Linked DNA regions of Homo sapiens: all the other regions are linked to region 4. The links are chromatin loops, found by intact Hi-C in ENCODE. Cell type or tissue: CD4-positive, alpha-beta T cell. All regions are shown on one strand. Links, peaks and the distances in the headings refer to the core of each region. The heading gives the core; the rest is flanking DNA. Region 1 has its middle 13 kb from the start of NPAS4. Region 2 holds the start of NPAS4 (neuronal PAS domain protein 4). Region 3 holds the start of CCDC87 (coiled-coil domain containing 87). Region 4 holds the start of RBM4B (RNA binding motif protein 4B).

The links. Hi-C counts contacts between places; a loop is a spot of excess contacts. Peaks named below come from ENCODE experiments on the same cell type or tissue, not always from the same donor. Only the 100,000 strongest peaks of a DNase experiment are listed, where the experiment ranks them.
Region 1: it touches region 4 in a loop (19-fold over the local background); 75 of 110 quality-filtered maps call a loop at or near these places.
Region 2: a loop joins it to region 4, with 4 times the contacts of the local background. A loop is called at or near these places in 35 of 110 quality-filtered maps.
Region 3: a loop joins it to region 4, with 4 times the contacts of the local background. A loop is called at or near these places in 48 of 110 quality-filtered maps.

The regions. Positions count from the first base shown.
Region 1 is chr11:66,404,688-66,412,279 of GRCh38, reverse strand. It overlaps a transcript of NPAS4 not described here. Among named protein-coding and RNA genes, the nearest start is that of NPAS4, 13 kb to the left of the region's middle. RefSeq lists a silencer at 3,320-3,379. In CD4-positive, alpha-beta T cell, for the core only: CTCF peaks have their summits at 3,468 and 3,668 (motif pointing left); DNase peaks (open chromatin) are centred at 3,259 and 3,679; H3K4me3 peaks cover 569 bases; H3K27me3 peaks cover 1,410 bases.
Region 2 is chr11:66,417,299-66,424,742 of GRCh38, reverse strand. NPAS4 (neuronal PAS domain protein 4) reads right to left here and starts at 3,708. Exons shown (of 8, transcript NM_178864.4): 1 at 3,389-3,708; 2 at 2,472-2,623; 3 at 2,190-2,292; 4 at 1,802-2,069; 5 at 1,511-1,620; 6 at 1,030-1,165; 7 at 1-908. The coding sequence starts at 3,563. RefSeq lists silencers at 2,831-3,125, 2,819-3,133 and enhancers at 3,066-3,662, 6,005-6,505, 6,506-7,006. In CD4-positive, alpha-beta T cell, for the core only: no CTCF peak of the experiment used is centred there; a DNase peak (open chromatin) is centred at 2,952; H3K27me3 peaks cover 312 bases.
Region 3 is chr11:66,589,299-66,595,539 of GRCh38, reverse strand. It overlaps CCDC87 (coiled-coil domain containing 87), which reads left to right and starts at 2,477. Exons shown (of 1, transcript NM_018219.3): 1 at 2,477-5,364. The coding sequence starts at 2,525. The coding sequence ends at 5,074. CCS (copper chaperone for superoxide dismutase) reads right to left here and starts at 2,355. Exons shown (of 8, transcript NM_005125.2): 1 at 2,240-2,355; 2 at 1,826-1,898. The coding sequence starts at 2,278. RefSeq lists enhancers at 2,491-2,580, 2,611-2,720, 2,891-2,950, 2,513-3,101, 3,102-3,691. In CD4-positive, alpha-beta T cell, for the core only: a CTCF peak has its summit at 2,656 (motif pointing left); a DNase peak (open chromatin) is centred at 2,419; H3K4me3 peaks cover 1,641 bases; H3K27ac peaks cover 906 bases.
Region 4 is chr11:66,676,057-66,683,204 of GRCh38, reverse strand. It overlaps RBM4B (RNA binding motif protein 4B), which reads left to right and starts at 5,318. Exons shown (of 4, transcript NM_031492.4): 1 at 5,318-5,441; 2 at 6,114-6,537. The coding sequence starts at 6,126. It overlaps SPTBN2 (spectrin beta, non-erythrocytic 2), which reads left to right. Exons shown (of 38, transcript NM_006946.4): 38 at 1-708. RefSeq lists silencers at 5,116-5,395, 5,596-5,705. In CD4-positive, alpha-beta T cell, for the core only: a CTCF peak has its summit at 4,524 (motif pointing right); DNase peaks (open chromatin) are centred at 4,544 and 5,284; H3K4me3 peaks cover 2,007 bases; H3K27ac peaks cover 1,688 bases.

The DNA of each region.
Region 1 (7,592 bases), core at 1,454-6,453, 270 kb after region 4:
GCCAGAGACGGAGGTCCCGGGCCGGGCCCAACACACCCTTCTGGTGCTCAGCAGCCCAGCTCCCCTTGCCATTCTTCCGGAAGCCAACCTGACCATGTTCTTCCCAGCTTAAGACCCTTGTGGCTCCCATTATCTCCCATTACTAAAAACTCCTCCAGGCTGGCACCTCCTTTCTTCCCCTTCCACCAACAGATACCTCAGCCTCCAGAGGCTCCAGCTTCAAGTCTCTCCTTGTTACTATCAGGGCACAGCTCGTAACATAGGAGTTTACAGATGAGGCACCTACCCACACCTTGTGTACCTGATGAGTGTATTAATTCATGAAAACCTCACAGCAGCCCTATGACATGCCAGCCATCATTACTCTCACAGGCCCTGGGCCAACAGAGAGGAAATCTACAGGGAACAGTCCGGGGGTCCCAGGAAAGACTGATGGGATTTAAGGCTCCAGTGGTCAGAGAAGGTCAGGGACTGGGCCGAGGGGCAACAAAGAGGAGACCCCCACGAGCAGGGAGAATGGTGCTCCCCATGCTGGGGAACGCGGGAACCACAGGGAGTTGGGTGAACCATGGTGAGCAGGGGAGAGTGACCCTTACGGCTGCTGATGGAGCAGCTTCTGAAGCCAAGAAGGGCTGAGCACTGGTGGGAGGGGAGGAGCACCAGGAAGCTTTGGTGGAAAGGACCATCAGGTTGAAGGGAAAGCCCCTGAATTGCCATCCCTGACAGGCTGTGAGTTGGGAGAGCCTTCTGCCAAGGAGTCCAAGGTCCAGGAAGAAGACGAGCTGAGCTCAGTCTAGATGTCAGCGGATTATGTTTGGTGCAGGGGAATAGTTCTGAATAGGAGCAGCAGAAGATGCAGATTCTGTTCCCAGCTCTACCACTAGCCTGCTGGGCGTGTTCTGCAAACCTCTCTCCCTCCCTGGGCCTCAGTTTTTGTATTTGCAAAATGGCAGTGGGTCAGACCCCTTAGCCTCAAAGGGCCCTCCCAACCTCTGGCACTTGAGCATCTCTGAGCCTGCTGGGCCACCTGTCCCAGTGCCTCTTGGGCTTTGGAAGTTGAATGCTGCAACCCCAAGCCCCAGTTTCAGGTAGGGATGAGCCCATTGCCCAATGCTGGGGTCCGAGTGGGCCTGAAGGCTCCCAGAGGACCACGTTCTCAGCCCTGGATGGGCAGGGACCCTGGAGACCTGGCCTGTGTGGACACAGGGGAGTAAGTACTGGGACTGAGCCTGTAGTTTTGCTTCTTCCACCCAACCCGTTGGGGGTCGTTCTCACAGCTTGGTGCTGGGTACACCAGGGGACTCACCATTGGAGGGATCCGATGGGTTCCAAGGTGCACAAAACAGACCCCCAGGTCATCCTCAGGTGGTCTACACAGCCTGTGGCTAAAGCAACTGCTGTCTCCAGCACTTCTTAGCTTCAGTCTGGTGAAAGGAAGAAAGTCCCCTTGGCAGTGTCTTACAGGCAGTCATAGAGGGACCCCACAGCCTGGCCAAAATGCTCAATTTCAGAAAATCCCAGACTCATAATTGGAGTGACGGCCCTTGAAAGATGGTCTTGGATGACTGAGACCTAATGCAGAGAGTGGAGTGACCCCAGTGACACACGGCCAGCACTTGGTGGAGGTGGACCCGGACCAGGTCCTTGGTTCATGGTGCAGTGGCCATGTGGGCCTCCCACAGGCTGTCCTCTGGGGCCCAGGTGCTGAGGAGCCTGGGCCAGGAGGCAGAGCTGTAGGTCCTAGTCTTAGCGGCACCCTGACTTGCTGTGCGACCTTGGCGAATTGTGTCTGAGGGCCGCCTGAGTCTCCCCCTCTGCACTGAGGGCTTGGCGCTGGGAGCAGACGCTCTGTTAAAGCACCATTCAAGGTCCCAGAGCTAGGCGCTGGGAGTGGACGCTCTGTTGAAGCACCTTTCAAGGTCCCAGGGCTGTACCAGAGCAGGAACTTCTCTCCTTGCCACCCTCGGAGCCCTCAAGTGCTGCTTGTGTGTTCGGCTCCACCTCTGGGTCCCCCATCCCGGTCCAGAGACCAGCCCAGAGATGTCTGGAATCCACGCAGCTCCTTGAGAATGGTCAGGCACTTCTCAGCTGCCCTCCCAGGTCCCGGTCAAACGCCTCCAGGAAGTGCTGCAGGGAGAGAGCAGAGGTCAATAGGACCGGGCAGGGGGTCCAAAGGGCTGGGTCCACTTGACTCTGGGGAGCCCTGCCGGACCCCTGCAGGCCACACCTACATCCAGAGGCCAATTGGTCCTTGTAGGCAGTCTGGGGAAATGTTTGGTTCCAGAAAGTTCCAGAGCTGGTGGCTGCAGGAATCCTTCAATGGAGGCGATGTTTGCAAGCAGCAGCAACCTAGTTGGTTGGTCGTGGAGTCCGTGGCATCCAGAAGCTTTTCCAAAAAGTCCGCCCAGGTCCAGACTGTGCTGGGGAAGGAGAGGCAGCTGGTGCCATGACAGAGGTGTCCAGCCCCTCTGCTTGGTGCAGGGCAGGGGCTGGATACTGGCACACGGGGCTGGCTATGCTCAACCATAAGGAATGCCTTGACCTCTGGCCAGGAGGTCAGCATCTGTGGGTTCTGGCCCATGCTCTTCCTCTAGGAACGTGCCATGTGGCCCTAGTCAATCACTACTTTTCTCTGGGCCTCAGTTTCCCTTCCAGTTTAAGGAGGGGGTTGGAGCAACTGGTAAGGGGCTTTCCCAGGATCCTAACTCTGCTCCAGGCTGAGCTCAGGGAGAAAAAGTTTAAGGGGTCGGGGGCGCCTGGAGGGAGGCAAAGGTCTCCAGGGTCCCATGGTGGCCCCAAGGGTAGTGAAGTCCTCACCTGGTGTTTTCACCCTGTGGCCTTGTCCAGAGAGGATCCCCGAAGGCGCTAGGCCTGGCATCTCGTTTCTTTCCAAGGTTTGGACAGAAGTCTCCCCTGTTGGAGGAGCAGGGCGGGGGCGAGGGGCAAGGGCAGGACTTCCCTTCTCCCTGGTTGAAATGTCTCCATAGAGGGTGGGGGGCGCTAAGATGGGGGTGGTGGGGGCGTGTGGCGCCGGGGACTCCCCGGCCCGGCGCGGGGCTCGCGGCTCGGGGGCGGGGGCAGCTCCCAGGCTCTGGTGGAGCCGCCACTCCGCCAGTTGCCTTAAAAAGGCGCCAGCGCGCGCGCATCAGCAGAAGGGCTGCGGCTCTCTTCCAAATTAGGCAAGAATTGGGAGGCCGCGGGAGACTAGCTGCGAGAAGAGCGCGGACGTCACCCGGGGCCTCCCTCTCCCTCCCGCTCCCCGCGCCTGCATCACGTCCCCATGGCAACGGCGTGCCTCGGCGGCGATGAATGAGCCACTGCGAAGACCGGCGCGCGCCGAGATGCGCGCCCCCTCCGCCAGGCGTCACGGCCCCGCGGCTGCCCAGGGTAAGGGGGTGCAGCCCGGCGCCCGGAGGAAGGGATGCCCCACTCAGATTCCCAAAAGCCCAGGACCCATTCATTCCCAGCTGATCTTGTTGTGTCCCGGGAGCCCGGGGAATACTCCGTCCAGGGGTCCTTGACCCTCTGGTTCAGGGCTCCCTGGCTCCCAAGGCCCCCCTTACCCGGTCTCCGCTCTCCCCCGGTCAGCCCTCTGCTCCCCAAAGCCTGCGGCAAACCAAGCATTGTGTGGCTTAGCGCCACCGCGTGGCCGATTGTGGGGCTGCGGCGGGCGTGCTTGGCGGCTGGAGTCCCGCCGTCTATGTCGCCCTCTGGCGTCTGCAAGAGGGGAAGAGCATAAAAGAACTCAGCAATTTTCACACCAGAACCCTGATTAACGCGGGACTCATTCTTACCACTTAGGATTAACTTGTGATCAATCACACTTGTGATTAACGTTCAGCGAGCGCGCTCCATGTGTTAGGCACTTGCTACGTGCTTTCCTCGTATTACTCCATTCTCACAGCAACTCTGTAATGCAGAATATTATTATCATTTTATTTTACTTATTTTTTGAGACAGGGTCTCACTCTGTCATCAAGACTGGAGTGCAGTGGTGCGATCTCAGCTCACTCCAGCCTCTGTCTCCTGGGTTCAAGCAATCCTCTCGCTTTAGCCTCCTGAGTAGCTGGGATTACAGGCGCGCACCACCACACCCAGTTAATTTTTGTATTTTTAGTAGAGATGGGGTGTTGCCATGTTGCCCAGGCTGGTCTCGAACTCCTAGACTCAAGCAATCTGCCTGCCTCAGCCTCCCAAAGTGCTGGGATTACAGACGTGAACCACCGCTCCTGGCCTATTATCATTTTAAAGTGAGAAAAACTGAAGCCGAAAGAAGTTGTGGCTTTGCCTAAGATCCCATAGCAGCACGGGGCAGAACGGCCTCCTGCACTCAAGACTGTGAAAAGTGCTCTTGGGCCCTTTCACTTCCACACCCCTTGTCTCTTTTGACCAGCCTCACAGTCTCTTGAGATAAGCAGGACAGTGAGCATTAAAATCATTCCCATGTACAGATAAGGAGACTGAGACTGGGAGAAGTGAAATGGTTTTCCGGAGGTTTCAGACAGCCAAGGGTGGAACTCAGGTCTCTGGGCCTCTGACCCAGAGCTTTTTAGGATGAGGTAGCAGGGTGAAAGTGAGTCCAACACATCTCTGTGAGCCCCTGCTCCTTAGGATGAACGAAGGAGCCCATCCTAAGCTACTCCACCGTTAACAAACCAAGCAGCCCACAGTCAGGAGAGGGTCAGGGGGTCTCCCTATCTTCCAGCGTTTTGGGTGTTCATAGGAGCTAGATGCTCCAGTCTCTCCCCCTCCTCCCCAATTATCAATATCTCTAATTTTATTTTATTTTATTTTGAGATGGAGTTTTGCTCTTGTTGCCCAGGCTGGAGTGCAGTGATACAATCTCGGCTCACTCACTGCAACCTCCACCTCCTGGATTAAAGCAGCTCTCCTGGGTCAGCCTCCCAAGTAGCTGGGATTGCAGGTGCAGCTAATTTTTGTATTTTTTAGTAGGAACGGGGTTTCACCATGTTGGCCAGGCTGGTCTCAAACTCCCGATCTCAGGTTATCCGCCTGCCTGGGCCTCCCAAAGTGCTGTGATTATAGGCATGAGCCACTGCACCCAGCAATATCTCTAATTTTATATATACTGTGTTTCGTGTTTGAATGTTGTTGTCTTACGATGTAATCTTCCTGCTGTGGTGGAACCCTTGTACGTATCTACTATTTAGTGAGAAAAATGCCTCCTCTTTGCTTGCTGTTCTTAACGGGTTGGCGTTGTTTTTCAATGAATCTTCTTGGGTCTATTGCTTTCTTGATTTTCTTGCAGAAATACTGATCTTATGTAAGTCTTTGGAGGCTGTTGATAGCTTGTTCTTACTGGCTTGTATTTTCTTTTTTCTTTTTTTTTTTTCAGATGATGTCTCACTCTGTCACCCAGGCTGGAGTGCAGTGGTGCGATCTCAGATCACTACAACCCCCACCTCCTGAATTCAAGCGATTCTCCTGTCTCAGCTTCCCAAATAGCTGGATTACAGGTGCCTACCACCACACCTGGCCAATTTTTGTATTTTTAGTAGAGATGGGGTTTCACCATGTTGGCCAGGCTGGTCTCAAACTCCTGACCTCAAGTGATCCCCCCACCTCGGCCTCCCAAAGTGCCAGGATTACAGGTGTGAGCCACAGTGCCCAGCCTGTGCTGATAACATTCTATGGCTTTCTCTGTGCACCATTAGGTGAGAGAGGTTGGGAGGCACTGCTTCAGGACTACTTAGGGGCATCATCAAAACTGTTGATCTGGTGGATGTGAAAATGTATCTCGTTGTGGTTGCCCTTAATACTGATGGGGTTGAACATCTTTTCAAGTTTATAGAACATTCTTATTTTTTCCCTCTGGAATATTCATGTCTTTTACTTAATTTTCTCTCTCTTTTTCCTTTTCCTTATTGATAAGTCATTGTGGATACTATTTATTGCTGTATCGATCAGGGTTCTATTGCAGAAACCACTCTTACCATTTTAAGCATTAAGGGATTCTGTATAGGGTTTTAGTGTTTATAAAATAATTGGAAGAGCTGGAGAAATGGGCTATTAATTGGACCTTCAGAAATGACATAAAAAACAACCCTGCAGAATCAGCCCACCCCAGGGTACTGTGAACTCTGCCGCAATCTGAGGCTGGAGAATCCTCTGTCCTAACCGCTGGCTCTGAGTGACATCACTTTGGCCAAGGATTGGGAAGCTGCTATTGAGAGCGTTGATTCCAGGAATGCACTGCCTTGGCTGGCGTCTGAGGGATAGAAAGTCAATGTCAGGACTGTTGGCTCCAAAACTGGTTGTGCCTGAGCATTGCACGGCAGGACAGATGCCTCCTGCACAGCTGCCCATCTCACGGGAGTGCCTCTGGCTGGCGGGATCTAAGTCCCTTGCTGTAAGCAAGTCTGGGAAACAGAGTGTTTCTCTTTGTAGAATCTGAAGAACAGGAAAGCACACTGGAAAGAGATTGGGAGAGATCGTGAGTTAACCAATTTACCACGCCTGCCGAATCCCACCCTTTCAGACACTCAACATTCATTTGTGCCCTCATCCTCAAACATCCAAACAATGACATCAACCACCATCCGGCCCCAACACAAAAACTCTCTCTTTCTCATACAAAGATAAAAGTACTAAGTCACTCTGTATTAGTCTGTTCTTGTACTGCTATAAAGGAATAACTGAGACTGGGTAAATGATAAGAAAATAGGTTTAATCGGCTCATGCTTCCGAAGGCTGTACAGGAAGTATGGCAGCATCTGCTTCTGGGGAGGCCTCAGGGAACTTACAATCATGGTGGAAGGCAAAGTGGGATCAGGCTTCTTCACAGGACTGGAGCAGGAGGAAGAGAGAGCAGGGAGAGGCGCTACACACTTTTAAACAACCAGATCTCACTCACTTACTATCACAAGAGAACAACATGGAGGGGACGGCGCTAACCCATGCATGAGAACTTCACCCACCTGGTCCAGTCACCTCCACCAGGCCCCACCTCCGACATGAGATTCGGTGGGGACACAGATCCAAGCCATATCACACTCCTTAAAAGAGAACATAGTAGCTCAGTCATCACACCCATTTCTGGGTATTATTCAACCTTCTTTGGTTCAATCCCAATTCCATCTTGATATCCTGTAACTTGTGGACTTAAAATATGAACCACCATCTGTACTCTCTATCAGTTCTCCACCTTGAGAACACTGACATTTTGGGCCAAATAATATCTGTTGTGGGGGACTTTTCTGTGCATTGTAGGATATTTAGCAGCCTCCCTTACTCTACCTGATAGATGCCAGTAGCGCTCCCCTTTCCCAAGTCATGGCAATTGAAAATGTCTCTAGACATTGGCAAGGGTCCCTGTATTAGTCCGTTTTCACACTGCTATAAGGAACTTCCTGAGACTGGGTACTTTATAAAAGGAAAGAGGTTTAATTGACTCACAGTTCTGCATGTCTGAGGAGGCCTCAGGAAACTTACAATCATGGTGGAAGGTGAAGCAGGCACCTTCTTCACAAGGCGGCAGGAGGGAGAAGTGAGAGCGCAGAAGAGCGCAGGTTTTAAAACCATCAGATCTCGTGAGAATTCCCTATCATGAGAAGAGCATGGGGGAAGCCATC
Region 2 (7,444 bases), core at 3-5,002, 260 kb after region 4:
TGACTGGAGAGGCCTCAGGTGTGAGCAGGCCTTCGGGCACCAGGGGGACATCCACAGAGAGGGGGCCCCGGAGCTGGGCTAGGGCCAAGAGCGTGCAGTCCCCATTACCAGGGCTGCTAGGACTTGGGGGCAACTTCTCATAGAGAAAACTGCATCCCTCCTGGGCAAAGTAAGTCTTGGTAGGGTTGGGGCTCAGTTGCTCTGGGAAGGTTTGGCTGGGGCTGTCCAGGTGTGCTTGGAATGCTGTGCTGGGAGGAGTCAGCTGTTCATGGGCAGGGCTGCCCAGAGGCTCTGGGAAGGTGGCTGTGCTGGGAAGCAGCTGGTCTGGGAAGGTGGAGGTGCAGGGAGTCAACTGGTCTTCATAGCTTCTGACCGAGGTTTCAGTCAACTGGCCTTGCAGTGGGCTAGTTAGTGGATCTGGGAAGGTTGCACTGCTGGGCGTCAACTGATCAGAGAAGGTCGCAGTGCTTGGAGTCAGCTGTTCTTGAAGAGTGCTGGATGGGGTGGGCAAATGGGTCTGGAAGGGCTCATGGAGGCTGAAGAGGAAGGCACAGCCTCCTGGCTGATGGGGCGTGTAAGGTGGAGTGCACACAAGATCCTTGCTTAGTTCTGCTTGGAGAGAAGGCTCAGGCCCAGAAGGGAATGTCAGGTAACTGAAGTCCAGTTCTTTGGAGGGTCGGGGAAGCTCTTCTGATGCAGAGACAACACTCAGTTCAGGAGCACTGGGGAAGCTGGTGCTTCTGGGAGCCCCCAGTGCTGCGGTGAAGAGTGGGTTAGTGCTGGAGCACTCTTCCTGGGAAAGAATGTTTTCAGGGAATGAGGGCAGCATGGTCGGAGTGCCCAGGACATAAGCTGCCTGGGTGTCTTCAGAGTTCAACTGCTGGCGGAGGCTCCAGGCTTCCATGTCACTGGAGAGGAGAGAAGAGGCAGCTGGTAAGGGTCCGACGTCCATATCCAGAGCAGTTCCCTGATTTGTGTCTCCTCCATGACGACCTCAGCTGCCCCCTAGTCCCCTGGCTTGTGGCTTACCTGATTGGGTAGTTATTGGCAGTAATGGGTCCCTCTGGACCTTCTGAGTATAACAGGCAGTAAATCCATGCCCAGCCTCCAGTCTTGGCCTGTAGCCTCACCACCATCTCTGCCTGAATATCTCCACTCTCAGCCACTGGGGAGAAAGAAGATGCAGAGTTAGGATGTCCACCAGGCAATTCTACCTACTCCCCACCCTTGGTCACCTCTCCACTGAATTGAGATAGCCGTGACATCCTCTCTTCTGACTACCCTCACCTGAACCACTCAGCTCTCTACCTTGACCTCACCACTCAGAGTCCCCCAGTTCTGATTTGATTATTGCCTTGAATCCTCACCTTCATGTTCACCCTATAGCATCCGAAACTGTTGGCCTCTGTTATCTCCCCAGCATCACTCTTGACTACAGATCATTCTTTGTCTGGTCTCCCATGCCCTTTCCCAGCTTGCTATCTTGTCCCCAGCCTCTCTGGACACTCACACAGGCGGTAGTGTTGAGCAGAAGCGTGGGCCAGGTCCTCGGGGTGCAGCAGTCCATACCATGATTTACAAAGCAGTTCACTGCGCTCAAAGCCCAGGTAGATTAGGACACTGGGAAGGTGGAAAGGGTGAGGTCAGCTTTCTGTTTTCCTTGCTTGATACCCATGCATCTCACTCCCTCCCAGATCCTCTGCCCCCCTAAACCCCATCCTCCCTGCCCCTGACTCCAGAATCTAGGGTCCCTTCATCTCTGGCCTGCCTTTCTCTTGGAATCTGAACACTCCAGGCTTACCTCTCGGAGATGTCCAGTAGAGCCAGGTCTTTAGCATGGCGGCTCTGGAACATGGCCAGGAAGAGCGAGGCAGGGCCAGGGCCAGGGCCAGGACCTGGGCGGGGTCTCGGCTCCAGAGGGGCACAGAAAGCTGTGAACACGGGATTTCCTGCCCAGTAGGCTCCAGGTGGGTGAGCATGGAATCGGCCTCGAATAAGCACGAGTTTGTTGCCTGCACTCTGGCGCCTGAGGGACTTGGAGGTGTTGAAGCGGCAGCGGAAGAGGCGATCTAGATAGATGAAGAGAAAAACAGATAAGAGGGTGAGTGGCTGAGAGAGAGACAGTGGATGGTGGGGAGAAGGGCAGCAGGTGGGAAATTGGACCGAGGAAGGGAGAAGGGAGTCCTTACCAGTGTCCAGGGCAGAGGGCAGGGTGAGTTGCTGGCGCACAGTGAGGTGGTCAGCTGGGTCAATGATGTCGTAGATGCTGTCACCCTGGGCAACCAGGTCCACCTGGAGGGAGGAAAAGAAGAGATGACCATTAGGGAGAACAGCAGGAGCCAATCTTTGATCTACAGTATCTTGTAGGGTATAACCTCTCCCTCCATAGTAATTCCCAGTTCCTCAGGAGTGGAAGGCTCACGGCACCCACTCCATGCCCAGCCTCAGCTGAAAGGACCCTTAGCACTCACCATGGAGTGGCCCAGATGCTCGCTCACACTCTCAGACAGGTAGAGCAATTTCCCCTCGGCTGTGAACACAAGCAGAAAGCCGGGTAGTGCCGCTACGATGTCCTCAAGCTCTTGAGCTGAGAGAAGCCCCGTGGGGCCCGCCAGAGGAGTGCCTGTAGGGCGAGAAGACGTAGTGCGTCAGGAGTAAGACTGGGAGGCAGAGAAGAAGTGAGGAAGGCATGGTCTGAGTTTCAGAGAATCCAGAGGAATTTCTCATGGACCTGCCTCTGCAAACACCTGTTGACCCGCTGCCCGCAGCTCTTGGCCAGGGAACCTGTTGCTGTATCTCCATAGCCCACAAGCCCTCGACTTCTAAAGCGGGGTCGGCTCCTCTCGGCTCTTAATTTCAGAACCGCGGACAGAGCTCCAAAGCGGCTCTGAATTTCAGAACCGCGGACAGAGCTCCGAAGCCGACTGTGGGTTCAGAACCATGGACAGAGCCATACACGGCCGGCGCAGCCGTCAGCACCATGGGCAGCGCCCCGAAGGCGACAGGAGATCCCTTTCAGCACCGCGGACAGTAGCTATGTTCCCCTAGGCTCAGGCAGCTCCATCCCTGCAACTTCCCGGGCTTCCCTCCCCGGCTCCCGGAGCGCTTCTGCACTGGCGGGCACCGAGGCCGCTCTGTCCTGGCTCTTATCCTCTCATAATCTGGTGTTAGGGACACCGTCCAGGCTCTCTAACTCTCATTCAGAACTAAGGTGAGGTCTGGAGGGAGCTCAGGAGGAAAAGTAGAAAGTCCCGAATCTCCCGAGTCCCGAATCTCCCCAGCTCGCCAGCACGCTGCCCTAGACATGCGACAGCCCCAGCGGGTTCCCTCAGCTCCAGGGTCTCCGGCGCCTGGCAGCTCGGATCTGCGGTAGCCCCAGCATGCTCACCACCAGCGAAGAAGACGCCCTTGCGAGTGTAGATGCAGGCGAGGCTCATGATGTGCAGGTAGGACAGCCGGACCTTGTCCGCTTCGGCCAGCGGCAGCAGCTCCTTGAGGTTCCGGATCTCGGCGTTGATCTGGTCCCGGCGCGCCTTGGAGGCGCCCTTGGTGGAGCGGTACATGACCGGCGGCTGCGGAGCTCCAGCTCGGGTGCCCGAGCACCTGCGCTCCCGTCCCGACGCACCGGCGGCTTCCTCCTCCGTGCTTCCCCGTCTCTCGCTCAGGCTCGCTCTCTGCTCTCCTGGGCTCCGCTCGGCTGCGCTGCCCCCCTCGCCTGCCTCACGCCGCCTTATATAGCTCCTGCCAGGCGTGGGGGGCTCGTTTTAGAGCCGGGGGGGCGGGAGAGCGGGAGGCTGGGCTAAGCAAGCTGCAGCGGGAGCCGCTGACTGGGGAGGGGGGCTCCTCCTCCCGCCCGGCTTCCGACGTCATCTCATGACGTAGAATGAGAGAGGGAGGGAGGCGGGCGAGGGGGGAGCAGGAGGCTGCGGAGGGGGCCAAGCCTGGCGGGAGCTGAGCGGAGAGGAAGGCGCTGCGTTAGGAAAGCTTGAATGGAGTGTGGGGACCCTGGCGTCTGAATGCGTTCAGTTGAGGGAAGCGACAGGGCCAGGTTTAGGGCGGCCTGAAGCCCGCGGCAGGAGTCCGCAGAGGGCAGAGAGGGGCCGGCACTGACACTAATTTTTCTGAGGAGTTGAGGGAATGGGGAAGAACAGGGTTGTCTACAAATCCCCCTCGTTACTTGACAGACAAGGTCACGTTCACATGCAGGGAAGGAGGACTTTCCTTGGCCTCCGTGGGACAGGTCACTGCTGGGGTTCCTCTCTGGGGACTATTTAACCTGGGATTCCCTTGGCCATTTTTAGAGAACAAATTCCCGCCCCCGCTTCCCAAATCGGGCCTTGGCGGCTTATCAGGGGGTGTTCATGGGGGTCTAAGTCCCGAGGATGGGTGGAAAGGGAGTCCGGTGGGAAAGGGACCAGCTGAATTTGGCGTTGATCCTGTTTTCCCACAGCCAAGAATAGAAACCAACATCAGCGCTGTAGTCTGCAGTGATTCGTGGTTTCCCTCTCAGCTAATTAACCTTACTGAAGGGGAAACTGAGGCAGGGACGTGGGGGCACGGCGAGGACCTGGGTCTGCACTTAGGCATCCCTTCCCCCCGTTGCCGGCCCCCAAGCGAGCGCTTCCCCCCGCCCTGCTGCCAGCCTCTGTCTCCCCGCGGGCCGGGGGCGGGGGCGGGGCCGGGGGAATCCCAGCTCCATATTAGGACAGGAATCCTCCGGCGGCTGCCGCGGCTGCGGCGGGCGGGGCCTGGCTGCCTCCGCACCGCTCCGGAGGGCTCCCCGCCCTGCCTAGGCGGGCAAGATGGGGGAGCAGCTGAGAAGCGAAGGGGCAGCGCCGGACCCTCCATGACCCCTGCACCTACCAGGGACCCTGTATTTTTGCCAGGTTCCCTCCACCCCTCTCCACATTTGCGCCTCTAAGGCTCCTGGCTCTGCCTCTCCACCTTCAGCTCTCCACTTTCCACCTTCGTTTCTTTTTCTGTCCTTTCATATCCTTTTCTATCCTTTTCATATCCTGTCACCTTTGCCCTATCCCCACCCCCCCACACACCCGCTTTTTTTCTCTTTTCACCACAGATGATTGCTCTCTACAGGGGCGAGGATGTGCCGTTCTTATCCTGGGATTCAATAATGCAAGAAGCAAGTGGGCTAGGGAATGTTCTTATCTGAAATCTCGTTTGATGGAGTAGCTGTGTGCGCATGGAATCACTTAAGTGGCTGGAAATGAGGCCACTTAAAAATTGGAGGGTGGGACTGGGAAGTCCCAGTCACACAGGAAGCATGGAGATGAACTTTGACATCAAAAAGGACAATTTGGGGCCAGGGAACTCTCCGCTCCTCATGGAAAGGGGTGGTAGTAAGAGAGGTAGAGTGGGAGGAGAGGCGGCTGAGGAGAAGTATGTCTTAGAAGAGGTGTACAAGGTGTGGAGACCCTATTCTGGTGTCTTATGCATTTTGGCAGAGGTTGGGGCCATCCTGTGGTCAGTGTCACAGCTGAGGTGGAGGGAACGATGTCCGCTTATCTGTCTGCCACTGTCTCTAACCCCATTGACCTGGATGACAGAGAGATGATTCCTCCTGGACATGGGTCTGTGTTGCTTCTTTCTTCTCAATCTGACCTCTAATGTACCTACCCACCCCTCTCTCAATCTTCCATTTGAACAATCCCTTGATCTTTGGATCCCCTTCCGTATGAAATTCCAGGGGGGTTGTTCCTGTGTTCTTCATTCACTGATGCTAAAGCTGCCTGTGAGGCATTCTGAGTGTCCCCCTCCACAATAAGAGGAGTCTACTGGCTGGGTGTCATGGCCTCCAGCAATCTGAGCGAATCTGCAGTGAAGGAATACTGCGCCGACCGCTGTCCGTGGTGCTGAAAGAGTCACCATGGAAGTCATGCTACGGTTTGCCGGGGACATCGACGTAGGGCTTGGGTACCCACAGGCCTCAGAGTGAGCCTACTCTTTGACTGTCCCCTTATTCTCTGTGAATGAATATGGAGGGTTTGCAGGGGGCCAAGATTTCTGGGCTCTAAGGGTGAAGTAAGCAAGGGAGGAGAACTGGGCTCAGGGGAAGAGCCCCTGGCTTTTTCCAGGAGAATGGAATGGGAAGAAACACTTTGGAAGGGAAGAAGGGTCTAGAAAGGGACAAGGGAGGGGGTAGAGAAGGGCTCATCCTAGTTCGCCCACTCTGATTCAAGTTGAGAAGCTCTGTGTGCCCCAATGTCTCCTCTCCCTAGGCCAGCTCCCACTCCCCTTGCCTCCCACCTCCGTGAAGCTATTTTTAACTGTGCAGAACCAAAAATAGCTTGGCAGCAGCTTCAGGCCGTGGGAGAGGAGCTATTTATATCACCAGTGACGGTTCCGAAATAGCAAGCAGGAGGAGGGGGGCGGCTGGCACACTAGAGAGCTCCTGGCCGCTGCTAAAAATACTGGCAGTGTGAGTCATCCTGGCCTGGCTGAGTCACCCCACTCTCTCCCCCAAGTGGCAGGCAGCAGCAGAACAAGCTAAGAATTAGAAGCCTGAGATGGGGGAGGCATCAGAGCCTGCTGGCTGTGGGAAAGTGGGCAAGGGAGTGAATTGGGAGAGGGGCTTTGGGGTGAGCGTGTAGAAGGAATGGGAGAGCAAGCCTCTCAGCCAAACCTACTGGGCAAGCGTGCAGCATCCTCAGCTATGCACTACTGCTCAAGGATGCTTGGGCAATTGAAGGAAAAGAGCCAGACTCTGTGTGTGTGTCTGTGTGTTTGTGTGTGTGTGTGTTCATTTGACTGAGACTGTGTTTGTGTGTCCTGTGTGTCTGCCTCCAAACCTGTCTGGAGGTGGTTGGATGTCTACATCTCTATCTGTTTGCATGTGTCTTTGTAGCTGCGAGTCTGTACCCCTGTATATCTATGTTTACCTATGCCTGCATCTATGCTTGTCTTTTTTTTTTGTCTCCAACTTCCTATGTTCTGTGCAGTTCTATGTTTGTGCCTGTGTGTATTTATGTCTACAATTTTCCATATGCCTTTCTGTCAGTGTCTGTGTTTGTGTCCATATCTGAGTCTGCTCTGGGTCTTTCAGCATCTGATGGTGTGGTGGGATGTACATGCGTCCCCAGACTCAATATAGCTTCTGTTGCCCTCTCTGAGGTCACCCGTTGAGTTCCTGCACCATCTATATCTTGCTCACCTCTTTCCACCTAACATCTTCTCCTCTTTCCAAAGGCCCCCTAACCATTTGCAAAGCTCTCTTGTTGCATGCAATCTCTAGTAAAAACATGGAGGAAAGGAGCCCCACATGACCTCTCCCTTTTCTCTTGAATCATCCTGAATTCTCCCTGGCCTGCAGGAGTAAGTGGTTTTCCATCACTCCATATTTGGAGAGCTGAGAGAAGAGAAGGGCTTTCTTTAGTTCTAAAAAAAAAAAATTCCTGGTGTGGGCACAGGCATGTGTAGCGCGCATGCA
Region 3 (6,241 bases), core at 1-5,000, 86 kb after region 4:
TATTCTAGAAAACTACAGCTTCCCTCCCTGGCCCCATGAGAAAGCCAAGCCGGACCAGAAAACACAGAGTCACCAGAAGTCTTTATCTGTTGCCTAAGAAACATGCTGAGGGCTGAAAACTGCTCCGGGTCCAAGAGAAAGGCCAGCTGTCTGCTCTCCTCGCAAGCAAGTAGTACAGGAAGTGGAGGGCCCATTCACCACCCAAAACGCGTAGTCTAAGCAAACCCAGCTTCAACATTGTCCCCTCCAGCCTCCTTCCATCCAGATCACCACCTGTAAGCCCTTCTTCTCATAATCCCCTAGGATTTACTGGGCTGTTATTACATGCCAAAGACTTTTCTAAATGCTTTTTTTGTATTAACTCGGTTACTCTTCAGGACAATCCTCCAGATTAGCTTCTATTATCATCCCCCATTTAACACAGAAGAAACAGAGACACAAAAAGTAACATGCATGAAGTCTTAGTGCCATTAAGTGGCAAAGAGGGGGTTTGAACTCTAGAGCTCATACCCCTAATCACTTTACAGAGTCCACCACTACCAGGGTCCCAGCTTCAGAAGCCATCTTATCTCATTCCCTCTCACCATTGCTCTTTCCACGAAGCATTCTGCGAATGCCATCCAGGCAACGCTTGCATGCTCATTTCCACCTGAGTGCAGGGGATGTGCCTGATACCCATGTGAACTCTTCTCCCTAAAAAGCCCCAGTGTCTGGTCCATACCTGCCGAATGACTGGGTGAACTTGTTTTTTTTTTTTTTTTTTTTGAGAGAGGGTCTCACTCTGTCACCCAGCCTGGAGTGCAGTGGAGCGATCCAACTCACTGCAGCCTCCACCTCCTGGACTCAAGCAATCCTCCTGCTTTGGCCTCCCCAGTAGCTGGGACTACAGGAGTGCACCATGACGCCCAGCTAATTTTTGTATATTTTATAGAGGAGGGTTTTCGCCATGTTGCTCAGGCTGCTCTCAAACTCATGGACTTGAGCAATCTACCTACTTTGGTGTCCCAAAGTGCTGGGATTACAGGCGTGAGCCACTGAGCCTGGCCTGGATAAACACTTAACAGAATCAAAGGAAGCCAGTTCCCAGAGCCATGCTGGTGGCTCTACCTTTCCAGATCTTTCTCATTGTGCCAGGTCACCTCCAGACCAGCTGGCCTTTTATTTATTATTATTATTTTTTTGAGACGGAGTCTCACTCTGTTGCCCAGGCTAGAGTGCAGTGGCGCGATCTCGGCTAACTGCAAGCTCCGCCTCCCGGGTTCACGCCATTCTCCTGCCTCTGCCTCCCAAGTAGCTGGGACTACAGGCGCCCACCACCACGCCCGGCTAATTTTTTGTATTTTTTAGTAGAGACAGGATTTAACTGTGTTAGCCAGGATGGTCTCGATCTCCTGACCTGGTGATCCACCCACCTCGGCCTCCCAAAGTGCTGGGATTACAGGCATGAGCCACCACACCCAGTGGTATAGAAAGCTACCCAGGATGGTATAGGGCCTGAGCTGCTGTTTGCTTTGTCAAGATTATGTTGTTTCCCAAGCAAAAACTGCCTGTTTTCCCAGGAACTCCCTCAGCCTAGCTCCTCAGTCTCTGGGGCACCTGAGGTTCAGGACAACAAGACAGGCAGTTAGAATCTGTCAGGGCAAGCTGGACAGCTGTACTCTAGGCTCTGCCTCCAGGTCTGTGTGTAACTCTGAGAACATGCCTTTCACTCTCTGGGGTTCACTTTCTGCATCTGTAAAATGGGAGTAGGGTTCGCCTAATAGATTCGCCTGGTCCCTCCCAGAGGCTTCTGGACTGTCTGCAGAAAAGTTTACCCTGTTCTTACCTGCCACCCCTTGCAGGGATTTGCGCACCGCGTCCACACAGCTCTGACAGGTCATCTGCACCGCGAACTCCAACTGCAAGGGCGGCAGGGACCAACCGATGATCGCTGGGGAAGTGCCTTGGTATGACTTTGTTTCACCACCTACCCTATGACCACCGCAAGGGTCTGGGAACAAGCCCCACTTAACCCCTCTTCAAGCACCTTCTTCATGATCTCTCATGACCATTCCAGGACCATGGGAGTCACCCCCCAACACTCACGCAGGGCCCCTGCTACCCTCGCACCCTAGTTTCATCCCATGGCCCCAGGCCCCAACCCAAGTGCCCACTCCTTCTCCTCTTCCCAAGGTAACGATCATCCCAGGGGCCGAGGCTCTCTGCCCGGCGAGGCTCCACACGAAGCCTCGACCCTCACCGTGCAGAGGGTCCCCTGGTTCCCCGAATCCGAAGCCATTCTGGACCCAGTCACCACCCCGAGACGCAGAACTCCTCCGGCGCAGGAGCACCAACCAGCGCGGCGTCGCGGGGACTGAGCCTCTAAAGCCACCCTTAACTCCTCCTCCTAGTGCGTGCGCACGCAAGGCCCTGCTTCGTCAGCCACCGGGTGGCGGCCGCGCAGGCGCACTCGGGCCGTCGGGCTCCTGGTTGCCTTAGTAACCCCTCGGCTTTCTGTTCCTGGACGGTGGCGGCCGCCGGCTCTATGATGGAGCCCCCGAAGCCCGAGCCTGAGCTCCAGCGGTTTTACCACCGGCTGCTGCGTCCGCTGTCGCTCTTCCCCACTAGGACGACGTCCCCAGAGCCTCAGAAGCGCCCCCCGCAGGAGGGCCGGATTCTGCAGTCCTTCCCTCTGGCGAAGCTGACGGTGGCGTCGCTGTGCAGCCAGGTGGCCAAGCTGCTGGCCGGCAGCGGGATAGCAGCGGGAGTGCCTCCTGAGGCCCGACTACGTCTCATCAAGGTCATCCTGGACGAGCTGAAGTGCAGCTGGCGGGAGCCGCCCGCCGAACTTAGTCTGAGCCACAAAAACAACCAGAAGCTGCGGAAGCGGCTCGAGGCCTACGTGCTGCTGAGCAGCGAGCAGCTCTTCTTGCGCTACCTGCACCTGCTGGTGACCATGTCGACTCCCAGGGGGGTCTTCACTGAATCAGCCACCCTCACCCGGTTGGCCGCCAGCCTCGCCAGGGACTGCACACTCTTCCTTACTAGTCCCAACGTCTACCGTGGCCTGCTTGCCGACTTCCAGGCCCTGCTGAGGGCAGAGCAGGCCTCTGGGGATGTGGACAAGCTGCACCCTGTCTGCCCCGCTGGGACGTTCAAGCTGTGCCCTATCCCCTGGCCTCACAGCACTGGCTTCGCCCAAGTGCAGTGCTCTAACCTCAACCTGAACTACCTCATCCAACTCAGCCGTCCACCAGAGTTTCTCAATGAGCCAGGAAGGATGGATCCAGTGAAGGAATTGAAGTCCATCCCTCGGTTGAAGAGGAAAAAGCCTTTCCACTGGCTGCCCTCCATAGGAAAGAAGAGAGAAATCGACATCAGTTCCTCACAGATGGTGTCGCTGCCCAGCTATCCTGTGGCCCCCACCAGCAGGGCTTCCCCCTCGCCTTTCTGCCCTGAGCTCCGGAGAGGCCAATCCATGCCCTCCCTGCGTGAGGGCTGGAGGCTGGCAGATGAGTTGGGCCTTCCTCCACTCCCATCTCGCCCCTTAACCCCGCTGGTCTTGGCTACAGAGAGCAAACCAGAGCTGACTGGGCTCATCGTGGCTGAGGATCTGAAGCAGTTGATAAAGAAGATGAAGTTGGAGGGGACTCGCTACCCACCACTGGACTCAGGCCTGCCTCCTCTCCTGGGGGTTGTGACCCGTCACCCAGCTGCAGGGCATCGCCTGGAGGAGCTGGAGAAGATGTTGAGGAACCTCCAGGAGGAAGAAGCCTCTGGGCAGTGGGACCCCCAGCCCCCCAAATCCTTTCCACTTCACCCACAGCCAGTGACCATTACTTTGAAGCTTAGAAATGAGGTCGTGGTCCAGGCGGCTGCCGTACGGGTCTCTGATAGAAACTTCTTAGACTCTTTCCACATTGAGGGGGCCGGAGCCCTGTATAACCATCTGGCTGGTGAACTGGATCCCAAAGCCATTGAAAAAATGGATATTGATAACTTTGTTGGCAGTACTACCAGGGAGGTCTACAAGGAGTTGATGAGCCATGTCTCTTCTGACCACTTACATTTTGATCAAGGGCCCCTAGTTGAGCCTGCAGCAGATAAAGACTGGTCGACCTTCCTGTCCTCAGCCTTTCTACGTCAAGAAAAACAGCCTCAAATCATCAACCCTGAGCTGGTTGGACTTTACTCCCAGAGAGCAAACACTTTACAGTCCAATACTAAGAAGATGCCCTCCCTCCCATCACTCCAAGCTACCAAAAGCTGGGAGAAGTGGTCAAACAAGGCCTCCTTGATGAACTCATGGAAAACCACCTTGTCTGTGGATGACTACTTCAAGTACCTCACCAACCATGAAACAGATTTCCTTCATGTCATCTTTCAAATGCATGAAGAAGAGGTTCCTGTGGAGATTGTGGCCCCTGCCAGAGAGTCCCTAGAGATTCAGCACCCTCCCCCATTGCTAGAAGATGAAGAACCAGACTTTGTGCCAGGAGAGTGGGATTGGAACACTGTGCTAGAGCACAGGCTAGGAGCTGGGAAGACACCCCACCTGGGAGAACCCCACAAAATTCTGAGCCTGCAGAAGCATCTGGAACAACTGTGGTCTGTGCTTGAGGTCCCTGACAAGGACCAGGTGGACATGACCATTAAATATAGCTCCAAAGCCCGCCTGAGGCAGCTGCCTTCATTGGTGAATGCCTGGGAGCGGGCCCTGAAGCCCATTCAGCTGCGGGAGGCATTGCTGGCGAGACTAGAGTGGTTTGAGGGACAAGCTTCCAATCCCAACCGCTTCTTCAAAAAGACCAACTTGAGCTCCAGTCACTTCCTGGAGGAGAATCAGGTCCGAAGCCATCTCCACAGGAAGCTCAACTTAATGGAGTCTTCTTTGGTTTCCCTCCTGGAGGAGATAGAGTTAATCTTTGGCGAGCCAGTGATCTTCAAGGGGCGGCCCTACCTGGACAAGATGAAGAGTGACAAAGTGGAGATGCTCTATTGGCTGCAACAGCAGCGGCGGGTTCGCCACCTGGTCTCGGCCCTGAAGGATCCCCACCAGTCAACCCTGTTCAGGAGCTCAGCAGCCAGCCTTTAGTAGCTCCTGGGAATACCCCTATTACTCCTTGACCAGGCCCAGTGCCCTCAAATGCCTCCCTCACCCCTAAATGGCCAGCAGCTCATCTAGACCTCTTTACTGCTTTGGAAGAAGAAATATTTGTCTATATCTGGGAGTGGAGGGTTCAGGAACATTATGCTTCCAACTATGAAGGGATTGAGACTAAAACTATTGTTTTCTTAGTGAAATTCTCATGAAAGAATCCCCAAGCCTAGTAGTCCCATTATGTCAAGCCTTGCACAATACAAGCCAAATCTCCTATATCAAAAGAACTGAGACCTTGGAGTTAATTGTAGTGGGAAGGGTCAGAGGCAAAGGTGATCTTTGGAACAACTCACTTTAGCATTCCTATCACACTACATTAAATTGTCACCTCTTTTAGTTCTCAAACACTATTAGGAAGAAGAAAATTAATTAAATTTTTACCAGTTACGTGCACATGGTACAAAGTATACCAGGATGTGTACTGAAAAGTAAGCCTTCCCATACCCACCTCCAATGTCTGTTTCGTGCTGTGGGGATAAGTGTTACAATTTTTAAATTTAATTTAATTTTTATTTATGTATTTATTTATTTTTTGAGACAGAGTCTCACTCTGTTGCCCAGGCTAGAATGCAGTGGTACAATCTCAGCTCACTGCAACCTCTGCCTCCCTGGTTCAAGCGATTCTCCTGCCTCGGCCTCCTGAGTAGCTGGGATTACAGGCGCCTGCCACCACGCATGGCTCATTTTTGTATTTTTAGTAGAGATAGGGTTTCACCACGTTGGCCAGGCTGGTCTCAAACTCCTGAGCTCAGGCGATCCACCTGCCTCAACCTCCAAAAGTGCTGGGATTACAGGTATGAGCTACAGCACCTGGATTTTTTTTTTTTTTTCAATTTTAGAGATGGGGTCTTGCTCTGTTGCCCAAGCTGGAGTGCAGTGGCCTGATCATAGCTCACTGCAGCTTGAACTCTTGGGCTCAAGCAATCCTCCTGCCTCAGCCTCCTAAGTAGCTGGGACTACAGCTGCTCACCACTGCACCTGGCTAATTTTTTGAGTTTCTTAAAAAAAAAACAAATATATATATATACACACACACATACACACACATATATATGTGTGTGTGTATATATATATGTGTGTATATATATATATTTTTTCTTT
Region 4 (7,148 bases), core at 2,149-7,148:
TCCCAGCTACTTGGGAGGCTGAGGCAGGAGAATGGCGTGAACCCGGGAGGCGGAGCTTGCAGTGAGCCGAGATGCCGCCACTGCGCTCCAGCCTGGGTGACAGAGCGAGACTCCATCTCAAAAAAAAAAAAAAAAAAAAAATGGATTACTTGGCCAGGCATGGTGGTTCACGCTTATAATCCCAGCACTTTGGGAAGCCGAGGTGAGTGGGTCACTTGAGCTCAGGAGTTCAAGACCAGCCTGGGCAACATGGTGAAACCCCATCTCTACAAAAATTAGCCAGGTGTAGTGGCATGTGCCTGTAGTCTCAGCTACTTGGGAGGCTGAGGCAGGAGCATTGCTTGAACCTGGGAAGCAGAGGTTACAGTGAGCCGAGATCATGCCACTGCACTCCAGTCTAGGCAATAAAGTGAGACCCTGTCTCAAAAAAAAAAAAATAGGATTATGTAGAGAAAAATATATTTGCATTCTTAACATCACCTACAAGAGTGGACTTTAGGTCCATGCTGTCCACAGCAGCAGCCACCCAGCCATGTGTGGCTACTGAGATGTAGCCAAACCAAGTGTGTCATGACTCTGAAACACCAGGTATGAAGCATGGAAGAGGACAACAACTTTAAATACCTTAATTTTTATATTGATTATGTGTTGAAATAATATTTTAGATATATTGGGTTTCAAAAGTATCATTAAAGTGAATTTCAACTATTTTGATGACTTTTTAAATGTGTTTGCTGGAAATTTTAAAATTGCATATGTAGCTAACATATTTTTATTGGATAGCACTGCTATAAATGGGCTCCAGACCTAAATGCAAAAGGCAAAAAATATGTTAATAGGCCGGGTACAGTGGCTCACGCCTGTGATCCCAGCACTTTGGGAGGCCAAGGCGGGCAGATCACCTGAGGTCAGGAGTTCGAGACCAGCCTGGCCAATATAGTGAAACCCCATCTCTACTAAAAATACAAAAATTAGCCGGGCGTGGTGGCACGCACCTGTAGTCCCAGCTACTCGGGAGGCTGAGGCAGGAGAATGGCCTGAACCTGGGAGGGGGAGGCGGAGGTTGCAGTGAGACCAGATCACACCACTGCACTCCAGCCTGGACAAGAGTGAAACTCCATCCCCCCAAAAAACAAAAACAAAAACCTAACGTTAATAGAATAAAATGTAGGAGAATATCTTGTGACTAAGGAGGCTACAAAAGAACATCTTATACAAAAGTTCAAAAGCAGGCCAGGTGCAGTGGCTCACCTGTAATCCCAGCACTTTGGGAGGCGAGATGGGAGGATCACTGGAGCTCAGAAGTTCAAGACCAGCCTGGGCAACACAGTGAAACTCTATCTCTACAAAAAAAATTTCTTAAATTAGCCAGGCATGGTGGCATGCACCTGTAGTCCCACCTACTTGGGAGGCTGAGATGGAAGGATTGCTTGAGCTTGGGGGGTTGAGGCTGCAGTGAGCCATGATCACACCACTGCACTCTAGCCTGGGCAACAGGCTGTCTCAAAAAAAAAAAAAAAATTCAAAAGCACAGCTTTAAGATAAAAATTAATTTCATTGCACAAGAAATAAGGATTTCTGTTCAATGAAGGACACCATGGACAGAGTTAATAATTAGTGGAATGAGAGATGGTATTTGAGACCAATAAGAGATTAGAATATATGAAAAAGCCTTACAAATCAACAACAAAAAAGGAGCCTACAACCTGAAAAGAAAGATGGGCAAAAGATATGAACAGGAAATTTACAGAAGCATAAACTCGAAAATTCAAGAGGCCAGGTGTATTTGCCTCACACCTGTAATCCTAGTGTTTTGGGAGGCTGAAGTGGGAGGATCACTTGAGGCTAGGAGTTTGACTAGCAACATAGTGAGAACTCGTCTCTACCAAAAACAAAAAAATTAGCTGGGCATATAGTCCTAGCTACTTGGGAGGCTGAGGGCTGAGGGCTTCAGCCTCCTGAAGCAGGAGGATTATTTGAGCCCAGGAGCTAGAGGCTACAGCAAGCTATGATCGTGCCACTGCACTCCAGCCTGCATGACAAAGCAAGACCCTTTCTCAAAAAACAAGTCTGGGCACAGTGGCTCACGCCTTTAACCCCAGCAATTTGGGAGGCTAAGGTGGGTGGATCACCTAAGGTCAGGAGTTCGAGACCAGCCTGACCAATGTGAAACCCCGTCTCTACTAAAAATACAAAAATCAGCCAAGTGTGGTGACACGTGCCTGTAGTCCCAGCTACTCAGGAGGCTGAGACAGGAGAATTGCTTGAACCTGGGAGGCGGAGGTTGCAGTGAGCTGAGATCGCACCACTGCACTCCAGCTTGGGCGACAGAGCAAGACTCCGTCTAATAAAAAAAAAAAAAGGTTGTGCGTGGTGGCTTACACCTGTAATCCCAGCACTTTGGGAGGCCGAGGTGGGCGAATCACAAGGTCAGGAATTCAAGACCAGCCTGACCAATATGGTGAAACCTCGTCTCTACTAAAAATACAAAAATTAGCCGGGCGTGGTGGTGGCACACGCCTGTAATCCCAGCTACTCAGGAGGCTGAGGCAGAAGAATCGCTTGAACCCAGGAGGCAGAGGCTGCAGTGAGCCGAGATAGTACCACTGCACTCCAGCTTGAGCGACAGAGTGAGACTCCATCACACACAAAAAAAAGACAACAAGAAGGGATGCTTAAAATCATTAGTAACCAGAGAAATACAAATTAAAGCAACAATGAAATATCACTTTATATCTATTAGACTGACAAAAATTAGAAAAGCGGATAATGTCTATCACTGGCAGGGATGTAGAGATACAAGGCCCCTCATATGCTACAGGTGGAAGAGTATGCTGGTGCAGCTTTTCCAGAGAATTCAGTGCTACTTAGACAGGTGAGTTCTACGTATACTCTATGACCCAGCAATTCCACCTCTGGTTTTATATCCCCCCAAATTCTCACACAGAATTAGGGCACATACTTAAGCATGTTCACTGCAGCCTTGTTTATAATGACAGAGAGCTGGAAGCTGAGTGCCCTATGCCCAGAGATGAACAGGTACAATATGTGACTGTACACCACAGAGGACTGCGTTACTCGCTAGTTAGACATCATGCGGCGACATAGCCCTTAGTGGAAAAATAGTAAGACACAGCTATACAACTCAAAACACACCATTTACATAATGCATACAAATGTACAATGTTTAAGTCCAGATTAGAAGAAATCAACTGTAAAAAGACATTTGTAACAATCCAGGAGAAATTTGGGCATAAACATTAGATAATATTAACATAGGATAGTGCTATTTTAAATTAGCAGCACATATAAGCCGGGTGCAGTGGCTCACACCTGAATCCCAGCATTTTGTGAGACTGTGGTGGAAACATCTTGAGCCCAGAAGTTTGAGACCAGCCTGGGCAACACAGTGAGACCCCCATCTCTACAAAAAAAAAAAATTTAAATTAGCTGGATGGGGTGGCCCACACCTGTGGTCCCAGCTGCTCCAGAGGCTAAGATAGGAAGATCACTTGCGCCTGCGAGGTCGAGGCTACAGTGAGCCATAATGGTGCCACTGCACTCTAGCCTGGACAACAAAGTGACACCCTGACTCAAAAATAATAGTAATAATAGTTAAGGGCCGGGCGAGGTGGCTCACGCCTGTAATCCCAACACTTTGGGATGCCAAGGCCAGCGGATCGCTTGAGGTCGGGAGTTCGACACCAGCCTGGCCAACACGGTGAAACCCTGTCTCTACTAAAAATACAAAAATTAGCTGGGGGGTAGCGCACGCCTGTAGTCCCAGCTACTCGGGAGGCTGAGGCAGGAAAATGGCTTGAACGCAGGAGGTGGAGGTTGCAGTAAGCCGAGATCGCACCACTGCCCTCCAGCCTGGGCGACACAGTGAGACTCTGTCTTTAAAAAATTAAACAAAAAATAAAAATAAAATAAAATTGGAAGGACAGTGCCTCTTCTGAAATGGCTGAGAAACAAAAAGAACTCAGGTAAAGAACATATCCAAGTAGCTGGGGTGGAAGAGGGCAGCCTGGGGAATGTGTCCCAGATGGTATCAGAGAAGCCATTATGGAGCCACTAAAATGAGGAATGGTGGCTGACAACCTCCCTGGCGGGCTCTACTAGGAGATAAACCCAATCCATCAATCTCCATAAAAGGCTACTCTTTGCTGGAAGGTGACAGTGGGGAATCAGCCTAAACTTCTTTTTTTTTTTTTTTTGAGACCGAGTCTTGCTCTGTCACCCAGGCTGGAGTGCAGTGACGCCATCTCGGCTCACTGCAACCTCCGCCTCCCGGGTTCCAACGATTCTCCTGCCTCAGCCTCCCGAGTAGTTGGGATTACAGGCGCCCGCCACCACGCCGGGCTATTTTTTGTATTTTTAGTAGACACGGGGTTTCACCATGTTGGCCAAGCTGGTGTCGAACTCCTGAACTCGTGATCCGCCCGCCTTGGCCTCCCAAAGTGCTGGGATTATAGGCGTGAGCCGCCGCACCTGGCACGCCTAAGCTTGTTTTTACCGCCAGGAGGTGCCCTTGGACCACAGCTGAATTTTGAATGCTAGACAGTCGGGAAACTCAGTTGCCTAGACTTCCAGCTTGGTGTGTACGAGGAGACCCTGTCCCACCCAGAACTAGGGACCTCGCTGGGCCTCTCCACCAAGTATTCCTCTGGCGTGCTCACCACAGACCAGGACTGTGATGGACACACAATGAGTGAGAGAGAATCAGACCACGGATACTCACGAGCAAACAAAACATGACTAAGCGTAGCCTGGGTAGCAATGCCTCTTAGGCCTGTCCCAGTTCTGCCAGGTTATCTTTCTGCCCCTTGGTTCTCAGTTTCCGTAGCAATAAATAACACCTCTGCAATGACAAACTTTAAAATAATGTTTAAAGCGCTACAAAACAATGACTAGTTTTGCTTAAAATGTGGCGCACCTGTATTTTTGAAATGTTGCCCCAAGCTGCCACAGAAGCCGGCCAGCCCGCTACAAAAGCCCCTTTTTAGGGCCCTCGGGGAGATTCCTCTGTCATTAGCTCCCCGCCCCCCTCAAAGGGCCCAAGAGCAGGACCCATTGTGGTGAGCGACTCCCCAAGGCCTCCGCTTTTCTAGGCAGTGGTTGCGTTCAGAGCCCCTCTGACGCAGCAGTGGCGACCCTTTCCAGGGTGGTGACTGGCTGGCTGGGGCTGGGGGTGGGCTGACCTCCGCGGCGCCGCGCCACCACCAACAGGCCCCGCCCCCGTGCTGCGTGGTCATTTGTATGCAGCCTCGGGATTGGTCACTCGGCTCCCGCGAGGGGAAGGGGAGGGAAGCAGCGCGCACTCGCGCGTGCGTGAGCTGGCGCGCGAGAAAGGGCCCGGTCGCGTCCAGGCTCGAGCGGCCGTCGCCATTTTGTAAGGTTCTCTCTGACGTGGGAGCCGCCGTCGCTGCCGCCACCCGGAGGTGCGAGGGGGTCGTGTGTGTGTGATGTGGGGAGCTCGGGGGCGGGTCGGGCCGGGCCTCCGGCAGACTGCACGGCCCGGATTTGGGTTTCTCATTTTGCAGCGGGAGGTCTGGGAAGACAACGGGAGGAGGCGGGGCCGGGTCTCCGGAAGGAGGCGGGGCAGGGGTCGGGTCGAGTCTTTGTTGGGGCGAAGAAGCTGGAGGGTGGGCCGCTGGGGGCGAGGTGGTTGGTCCCCGGTTTGGGGGAAAGGGGACTTTTTTCTTTTTAGAGTATCTTGAAAGGCGCTAGTGCGCGCAGGAGAGGTACACAGATTTCCCTCCAAAACCTTGTTACCAGGCGCACTGCGATTGATGCCCCTTGCCTTTGCTTGGGCTTTTCTCTTCCCTCATTTTAAGACATGAAGCAGCTAATTCTGGTATTTCATTGCGCTCCACTTCACGGAGATGATAGACTGGGCTATGCATGCTGACCCTCGACCTCCTGTTTGCATGTCACGCATAGCTCGCACTTCTCGAGAACAAACCGCCCTTCTTCTATTGAGGAAGAATAATGAATGTCTGTACGAGGGTCTTGAAGGTGCAAGAACTTTGGAGGATTAGACGAAAATGCTGCAGTGCACCGAAATTTCCCACCACACCCCTGACTTTTGAAGTCTTGTGTTTCTCTCCCAGGCTCTTGTCAGGATGGTGAAGCTGTTCATCGGAAACCTTCCCCGGGAGGCTACAGAGCAGGAGATTCGCTCACTCTTCGAGCAGTATGGGAAGGTGCTGGAATGTGACATCATTAAGAATTACGGCTTTGTGCACATAGAAGACAAGACGGCAGCTGAGGATGCCATACGCAACCTGCACCATTACAAGCTTCATGGGGTGAACATCAACGTGGAAGCCAGCAAGAATAAGAGCAAAGCTTCAACCAAGTTACACGTGGGTAACATCAGCCCCACTTGTACCAACCAAGAGCTTCGAGCCAAGTTTGAGGAGTATGGTCCGGTCATCGAATGTGACATCGTGAAAGATTATGCCTTCGTACACATGGAGCGGGCAGAGGATGCAGTGGAGGCCATCAGGGGCCTTGACAACACAGAGTTTCAAGGTGAACTGCTCTGGGCCTGGGTAGTAGCGCCGAGTGGGGTCTAGCTCAAAACAGGCAAGAACACAAGACTATAGAACTTGCTGGGTGGTCTCTTCCATTCTGTTTTAGCTGGAAATAATAGATTATGTTTACCGCTCTTAAGCATAATTTACCCCTGGGGAAGCAAACACTTCCCCTTTTCAGGTTTGCTAAGATGTTGCTCACCGACTGCATAGAATCACAAACTGTGGGTTACTTTACCCTGCGGGATTCTTGCATTGATTCGAGTGCTGTTGGAAGTGTAATCTGCTTGGGGAAACGAGTACCTCATGAGAGAAGGGAGGATAAAGGTCCGTGGCTTACCTGCTTCTTTGGTGATGATCAGGAAGCCTTATATTTGAGGGTTTAAGTGCTTAAGATTTATATTCTTTACTGCTTTGGGTGGATACTGGTGGGAAAGAAGAAAAAAGACATCTAGAGGAAGCCCTATATTATAAATCTGGGTGGCAAGTCTGGATCTGCGGGAGTATCTTTTTGTTGATCAAAGTTGTGCAGTCTCTTCAAGCAGAGTCAAAAAAACATGCCATGGAGTGTTCTGCTCCACCTGTTCATTTCACCCTCAGAAAAGGAAA